2 separate regions of the Homo sapiens genome follow, and region 1 is linked to region 2. A link is a loop called in an ENCODE intact Hi-C map of the cell type or tissue named here. Cell type or tissue: left lung. All regions are shown on one strand. Region 1 has its middle 96 kb from the start of LINC02554. Region 2 has its middle 3.3 kb from the start of MN1.

Region 1 (4,000 bases), 400 kb after region 2:
AAGGAAAAACATTGCAGCCAGTGGGGACAGCATGTACAAAGGCCCTGTGGTTTGCAGAAGTGTGGTGAGGGGAAGCCCTGACGGGAGGAAGTTCCATTGTGGGTGGAGGCTGGGGAGGAAGAGAGTGTGGGTTAGAGGGGCTGGTAGGGGTTGGTCTTTGTGGCTATGGGGGAGAGGGAGAGTTTGGCCTCCATCCTAGGATTCCAAAAGCCATGGAAGGTTTAAAGAAGGATGTGACAGGCTCAGATCTGGGTTTTTGAAAACTGCCTCTGGCTACCCCAAACCTGGAGTGGACAGCAGCCTTAGGTTGGGAGAGACATGTAGCTGATCCTTCCATGTTAACCTGTCCTGCCAGGGTGACCCCAGGGGAAGGATGTGGCCAGCACAGCCTGTCGGGAGGCAGGGAGCCCAGGTCCCCCTTCGCCTCCAAGCTGGTGGGCTCATTTACATGATTCCTGCTTAATTCTCCCAGGGTATGCAAATGTATGCAAACCACAATCCAGGAGAGGCAAAAATAGCAGGGCGCATTAGCATCCCCCACAGGAATATTGTTTTATGCAAACGATGTGCTTGGAGCCTGCTGAGCAGGCGGAAATGAAAGATGCCTTCCTGGGGGCTCCGGCGAGTCCACCCACCTGACCTTTGCCCTCCAGGACCCTGGCCAGGCCCCTGCTGGGAGGGAAAAGCTCTGGGGTATGGAGGCAGGTGGTGGGTGGAAGACCCTGGCTGCCCAGTGGACAGGGGCCAGTTCAGGGTCCACGGGGTGGGAGGACCCCTGATCCCGCCGCTACCCTCGTCGTGCCCTGGCCTCCACCCTCTGACTGTCTGGTCTTCCTCCCTCCTCTATTCCCCTTCCTCTGCCCTCTGTATGTTGTCGCCTTCCTCTTTGCTTCTCTCTCTCTGATCATTTTTTCTCTTCTCAGCCTCCTCCGGCCTTTCCTTCTCTGCTGAGTCTCTGCCTGACCTCCTGGTCTGCTACCCCAGAATTTGCTCTCGTGCCCCTTGGTCCTTGTCTCACCCCGGGTCTCCATCTTCTGCCCCTCCTCGCATCTCTCCCTGTCTCTGTGGCACCCCGCCGCTTTGTCCCTGTCTGTCTCTGCGATTTCCTGGCTCCCAGTCTCTGTCTCTCTCTCAGTCTGTATCCCCGTCATCTGTCTGTCTGTCTCCATCTCAATATGCACCTCTCTTCACTCCCTTCTTTCTGGCTCTGTCGCTCCCTCTCTGTTTTGTTCGGTTTTGATTTAATTTGTTTTTCTGGCGCTCTCTCTTGTTCTCTTCCTGTCGTTGTCTCTACGCTGCGTCTCCGTCTATTTCATGATCTCTCTGTCACTTTTGCTCTGTATCCCCCACCCCACGTCTCCCTCCTTGCCTCTGCTCTGCTTCTTCTTCCTTAAGAGACCTGGAGACCATCCCAGGACTCACGGCAGCAACCCTTGCTCACATCTGGAGCAGGGGCTATTGGGCGATGTGGGGAGAAGCAGGGACGCCTTCATGCCCCCAAATTCCAGTGGTCACCCAGACCCCTGATGGCAGCCCACAGGAAGGAGCCTGGTCTAGACAGGCTGTGGGTTTTGAGAAGAGGCTGAGCCTTCCCTGATCCCTGGAGGCCTAGGTCTGGCTATGCTGGCCCAAGCTTGCCTGAGGCTGAGGCTGGAATGTTGGGGAGAGAGTAGATAGGAATTAGGCCTGGTTCCCTCTGGGCAGGGACATGTCCTGGCAGCAGATACTTCCTGGCTGTGTGATCTCTGCAAATGGTTTCATCTTTCTGAGCCTCAGTTTCCATCTCTGTAAAATGGGTCAGTACTGGTGTCCAAGTCTTGGATTGGTTGTGGGACTGGCCTGACTCATTGCCATTGTTTACATGTGTTGCACTTACTCAATATTAACCACTACTGTCATGATTGTCATTGCTCCCATATTTCCACTTAAGCTCTTGGTGCCTCAGTTTCCTCATCTGGAATATGGAAAGACTATCTCCTGCCTTTGGGTTGTTGTGGAAACTGGATGATACAGTTGCAAACTTGGCACATAGTAGGTGTTCAATAAACTACCTTTTAAAGTCTTCTTAGACTAGCTGCATGACTTTGGTAAAGGCATGGCTGCCCCTTTCTGGGCCTCAGTTTCCCCACCTGGAAGGAGGTCAGCGCAGAGCACCCTCTGAGGTCTCCTGGCCAAGCTGCACTGGACTGGGGCTCCTCGGGTGGCTGCCAGTCGGTGGTGACTCCACAGTGCCACCAAGTGGCCACCCATGTCACCATGGGGCAAACTTGGGGGCTGGGGACCGACCTGTGTCTAACCTCCCTATCCCTGCTGCAACCCCAGGCCCATTACACAGATGTAACAAGGGCCCAGAGGGGAAGAGCTATGCCCAAGGGCATGCGGCCATGAGTAGAGAGGAAAGCCTAGATTTCTGGGGCTGGATCTCGCTTAGACTTGCTGGGTGACGTTGGGGCAGTGCATTCCCCTCTCTGAGCCATGCTATCCTCACCACATCAGACTGGCCTGGAGGCTTCCTCCAGCAGCCACATCCTCCATCCCTGTGGCTGGTCCAAGGCTACATCACTTCGGTAGTTCACAGTTTTATTAAGCGCCTACTCTGCGCTGAATAGAGGATAAATAATACCAACAATGACAATGACAGTGATAATAATAATGGTAATTATTCACCAGCAATGAAAATGTTCTGTGGGTCAGGCCATGTGCTCAGCATTTGCTCAGTGCCAGCTCATTTAATTAACACGAGGTGGAACTTTCTAAGCACTTTACAGCAATTAACTCATTTAATCCTCACAACACAGTGAGGCTCAGAGAGGAAGGAGAATGCATGTTTTTGCCATTAAATTATTTCACTATATATTTAATGAGCACCTAGTATGTGCTGAGCCCTGTGCTCAGCCCTGGGGGTCCAATGGTGAAGGGCATAGAGATAGTCATGGATCACATGAGCTCACTGTTTAGTGGGGAGAAATACAGTAAACAAACAAACAAAAAATGCCCCGGAATGCAAACTTAGGAAGCATTACAAGAGATTGGAAGGGAATGAAGAGGGAACAGTGAGAGGGAAGAGGGAGGGAGGCAGGTAATCAGGGAATGACAGCCTGAAGGAGGAGGTATTAAAGCTGAGGCCTAAGGGAGGATTGGGAGCCTGCAAACTGTGGAGGTGGAAGGACCAGCCTGCGCAAAGGTCCTGTAGTAGGAGGAGGCTTGCCCCATCAAGAAACGGAGAAGAAGCTATGGCAACCCTCCAACCCAGGAACCCCTCTGCAGCCCCAGATTCCGGTGAAGTTTATATCAGGGGTTCTCAGCCTCTGAGAAAATTACCAGGGAGCTTAAAAAAAAAAAAAAAAAAAAAAAGCCAGGCACAGTGGCTCACACCTGCGATTCCAGCACTTTGGGAGGCCAAGGAGGGCGGATTGTTTGAGCTCAGGAGTTCAAGACCAGCCTGGCCAACGTGGTGAAAACTCCGTCTCTACTAAAAAACATACAAAAATTAGCCTGGTGTGGTGGCGTGCACCTGCAGTCTCAGCTACCCGGGAGGCTGAGGCATGAGAATCACTTGACTCCAACGCTGTGGTTTTGATAAACTTCAATGGCTTAGCATTGTGTAGGGGAGGAGGGTTTCTTTGAAGATAATATTTATCAGTAATTTTCCCCTTTGTGGCCCAGCCCTACCCTGGGGGTCACGTGAGCCAGGATGACTCTCTATGCAGAGTCCTGACTTCCTATCTTATAGACCCCATGTAACAGTTGTGCTAGTAAGTTAACCACAGGTGCCATCTGGGGTAATCTTTGCACCATAATGACCCCCGTAGAGCCTCAGAATGCACACCTCCCCAAAAAAAAGAGTGACCCAAATAAGGCAGCCTTAGGCAGGCTCCACTGAGCTGTGCCCAGAAAAGTGTCCCTCTGGCCATTGCTGGCCCATCCATGGGAATCTTGATTAGAGAGACTGAGGCCACATCTGCATGGGAATCGATTAGAGAGACTGAGGCCACATCTG
Region 2 (4,000 bases):
GCTTGAAGGCTGGGACTGTGTCTGCTACATTTTTTCTTGAGTTCCTAGACCAGGCCCTGGCATATTATAAGCATTTGGTATGTACATAATGAACAGATCGAGGAGAGACCCCAAAAGACAGACATTGTGTGTAGCAAGATAGACGAGGTGCTGTTGCTTGGCAAACAGCAGACTATAGCTCCATGAGGGTCTCATATCTTCTGACTCTAGTCATCTGCCCTCTCCTCTGTCCTGGTCATAGCTGGGGCTTCCTGGGATTGTGGTTCTGTTCTGCATCTCCCCGCATCCAAACACAGAAGAAATAATCATGGTCATAAGAGGGGCTGCCATTTAAAGAATGTCTGTCCTGTGCCGTGCTCTGTTCCACTCTGAAAGCATTGTCTCCAGTCCCTATGCTGTATATCAACTGGCCTTCATGTCTCTTTCCAACAGGGGAAACTGAGGTTCAGAGAAAAAAGTATTTTGCTTAAGGTCACGCAGCTCATAAGTGGTGAAGACAAGACTTGAATCTGAATCTGTAATGCCCAAATCCTTGACCTTTCCACCACTGGCCCACTGGAGAGGCCTGTTCTGCTGACCCCAGGTGTCCGGAGAAGTAGCTTCCCCTCCAGTCCTTCTAGGAACACTGCCTGCAAGAAGGGCTTGAGCTTCTGTGGTCCCGGTGAGTTTCCAAGCTCCAAAGGATACGGGGGTTAGAGGAAGAAGGCTAAGGATATTGCTGTGTGTGTGTGTGTGTGTGTGTGTGTGTGTGTGTTTGTACTAGTTTCTCATGTTTGTGTGGGTGAGGGAGACACTGAGAATAATATGAATCATAATTTTGATAATATTTGGTAATAATCACAGTGGTAATAAAGGTTGCTAACACTTGTTGGCACTTACCATGTCCCCTGCACTGTGCTAAGTGTTTTACCTGAACGATCACATTCAGGTAGAGCAGGCCGTGGTTAAGAGACAGGCGTCAGTGTCAGGGAGATTAGAATCTCAGCTCTGCCATTGTTTGACTTTGGGAAAGTCCCTTGACTTTCTCGATCTCCTCATCTGTAGAATGGGTTCTGAGTCCCCACTTCATGGCGTTGCCGTGAGGATGACCATGGGTATAATGCACAAAGCACCAGCCTGACACGGAAGGAGCCTTCCATGTCCTGAAGCCAGTGGGCAGACTCATCCACTATGGGGAGGGGTGTGTGTGTGTGTGTGTGTGTGTGTGTGCTGACATCCCCACACTATGGAGGGGTGTGTGTGTGAGTACATGGATGCTGACATCCACACACTATGGAGGGGTGTGTGTGTGTGTGTGTGCTGACATAGCCACACGCTATGGAGGTGTATATGTGTGTGTGTGTGTGTGTGCTGACATAGCCACACACTATGGAGGTGTATGTGTGTGTGTGTGTGTGTGTGCTGACATCCACACACTATGGAGGTGTACGTGTGTGTGAGTGTGTTGACAGCTACACACTATGGAGATGTATGTGTGAGTGTGTGTATAAGTACATGGATGCTGACATCCACATACTATGGCGGGGTGTGTATGTGCTAACATAGCCACACGCTATGGAGGTGTATATGTGTGTGTGTGCTGACATCCACACACTATGGAGGGGTGTGTGTGTGTGTGTGAGTACGTGTATGCTGATATTGCTCTGTGTGTGCATGTGAGTGCATGTGTTTGCTGACACAGCCACACACTATGGAGGTAAGTGTGTACATGTGTCTGTGCTGGTGGTGTTGGGGGCCAACGGGGCAGGCACGAAGGCTGTGTGTCTCCTGGGTGACGGGTATTGGGTGTGGGTTGCTTTGTGTTTCTATAGAGTGAGAGTTCACTGGTGGGCTGCAGGCTGAGGCTCCTGGGCTAGCTGAGGTGTGCCAGGCTCTCCATATCAGCGGTGAGTGTTCTGGGGGCCATCCCAGGCAGTTCCCCACTTGTCACCAGCTTAAAACATCCCTCTCCAGCTCTGGGGCCCCATCCAGCTGTGTCTCCTCCTTCCCTTGCCCAGAGGGCCTCCTCTGGCCGTTGCCAGCACACTCAGTGCCCCCGGAGGGGGACCTGGGGAGGGAGGAGGATGGAGAAAGCCCTGGCGGGTGGAGGGCCCTGAGGCTCCTACTGCTCCCGGCTCTGCGCCTGCGGGGACTTTGAATTCATCTGAGCGCTAGGGGGCAATGTGTCTGTTCCAAAGAAACACTGCGGGACCTTGCGGGCGAAAGCACACACAGGCACACGCAGGGGTGCCCACACTGTGGAGGCGCACACGCCGGCGCATACACGGGCACAGATGGGCACAGGCTGTGAGGCACACGCCCTCACACTCGCAGAAAAAACAGATACACTGGAGCAGAGATACAGGCATGCAAGGGGTGAGGCAGCTGCACACACACAGGTACAAACGCAGTGGCTCACACACACAGAAATGCGGGGTTGGGGGACAGACAGAGAACATGCACCAAGACCCCCAAAGATCCATGCACGAACGCCGACGCAGGCATGGACAGAAACACACGCAGATGCCCCGCCACCCGCATACAAGCAAAGGCACAAAATGCAGACGTGTGCCACACACCCGCACAACATTTGCAGTGTTAAAGAAAGGTGACCGAGACACACATCCTGAACAGAAACTTCACCAGGTCCAAACACTCCCTTCTTTCAGCCACTCACACACCTTGTGGAGCTAACTCTTGGAAACAGCCCCAGAAAAATACTCCCACACCCCCCCTCCCTGGAGCACACGGAATTATTCCACAGGAAACCTGCCCAGGTGTGCTGGAGACCCCCACCCAGCCCTGTGTGAAGTCATGCCTCAGCTCTGCAGACGCCCCCATCCGGGTCTCCCCAGACGACAGGCCTGTGAGCCATTCTTCCCACTCTCCTGGCCCACCCCCAGGCTCCAGACAGGTCCCCACTTTTCCCTATTTCCTCCAGACACAGAAACACAGGCGGCTCATAGGTGCCTCAGGAGACACCCATAGTCGAGAGCAGACTGAGTGTGTGACCCAGTATCTTGGACTATGCCCAGGCCTTTGCCCATGTGGGGGCCTCTTCCTCACAACCAGGTTTTCCTATTGCCTCCCGCTTTTTGTCCAGGAGGTTCAAGATCCCCCCTGCTCTGTCTCGGGAGCCCCAGAGCCCCAGGGTCCTAGGCCCCGGGGCGGGCGGGGGGGGGGTGTCACTGGAGGGCCTACCCAAGCCTTTATTTCTTTGTGCCTAAATCAGCAAAGCCTCAGTCTTTTCTCTGGCTCTCACTTCCCTGTCACTTTGCTAAGTAATAATTTCCATGTCCAATTCCATTTCTTTTCTAGTTCTGAAACCTCTAAGCTATCAGCAAGAGGATAGTTCACATGAAAACTAATTACACAAAATCAATATTTAATCACAGACCAACAACCTGATCCTGCAGAAAAATCCTTTAAAAACTCCACCGCCCTGTACAAATACTTATTCCCTATGCTTATTTATGGACCCCATTTTTGATGGGGGTAATTTTCATTTTTAATTTCAAAAAAGAAAAAATATATATGTCTGTAAACTTCCACAACAGGAAGGCCCCGGGAAAGGTCTTGGATCTGAGCTTGCTCTGGCTGAGTTTTAAAGTTGTTGTTTTTTCTTGTTTGTTTATTTTTAATTAAAATTTTTTTTGGGCGGGGGGCAATTTCTTAGGAATTCTGCCGCTACCCCAAAGTTGAGCCCATTTCCCCCCACCCCCGGCATGTCGGTTCTGGCATACTTAGCACTGCCTTCCTAGCCGCAACTCAGGGGAGCAATGAATCTGCGCGTACGACATGGTAACTTTTTAACTCCTGCCCGCGACGGTGGAGTGCTTAATCTAAGGTTTTTAAATAAAAAGGGCTCAGGGGTTGGTTTTATTATAACGTTTATTTCATTTCAGATTTCATGCGTAATTTAGCAAACGCTAGACAGACTCGGGCGATAAACACTTTCTTTTGTGGGGGGGGAAAGGCATTTTCATACACCACGCTTAATTTTATTTAGATTTAATAGCGA

Evidence for each region. Hi-C counts contacts between places; a loop is a spot of excess contacts. Peaks named below come from ENCODE experiments on the same cell type or tissue, not always from the same donor. Only the 100,000 strongest peaks of a DNase experiment are listed, where the experiment ranks them.
Region 1: it touches region 2 in a loop (2.7-fold over the local background); 85 of 110 quality-filtered maps call a loop at or near these places.

The regions. Positions count from the first base shown.
Region 1 is chr22:27,404,325-27,408,324 of GRCh38, reverse strand. No RefSeq gene overlaps it. Among named protein-coding and RNA genes, the nearest start is that of LINC02554, 96 kb to the right of the region's middle. RefSeq lists an enhancer at 109-661. In left lung, a CTCF peak has its summit at 2,266 (motif pointing left); a DNase peak (open chromatin) is centred at 2,164; H3K27me3 peaks cover 817 bases.
Region 2 is chr22:27,803,052-27,807,051 of GRCh38, reverse strand. No RefSeq gene overlaps it. Among named protein-coding and RNA genes, the nearest start is that of MN1, 3.3 kb to the right of the region's middle. RefSeq lists enhancers at 1,759-2,322, 2,323-2,887. In left lung, a CTCF peak has its summit at 2,114 (motif pointing right); no DNase peak of the experiment used is centred here; H3K27me3 peaks cover 2,369 bases.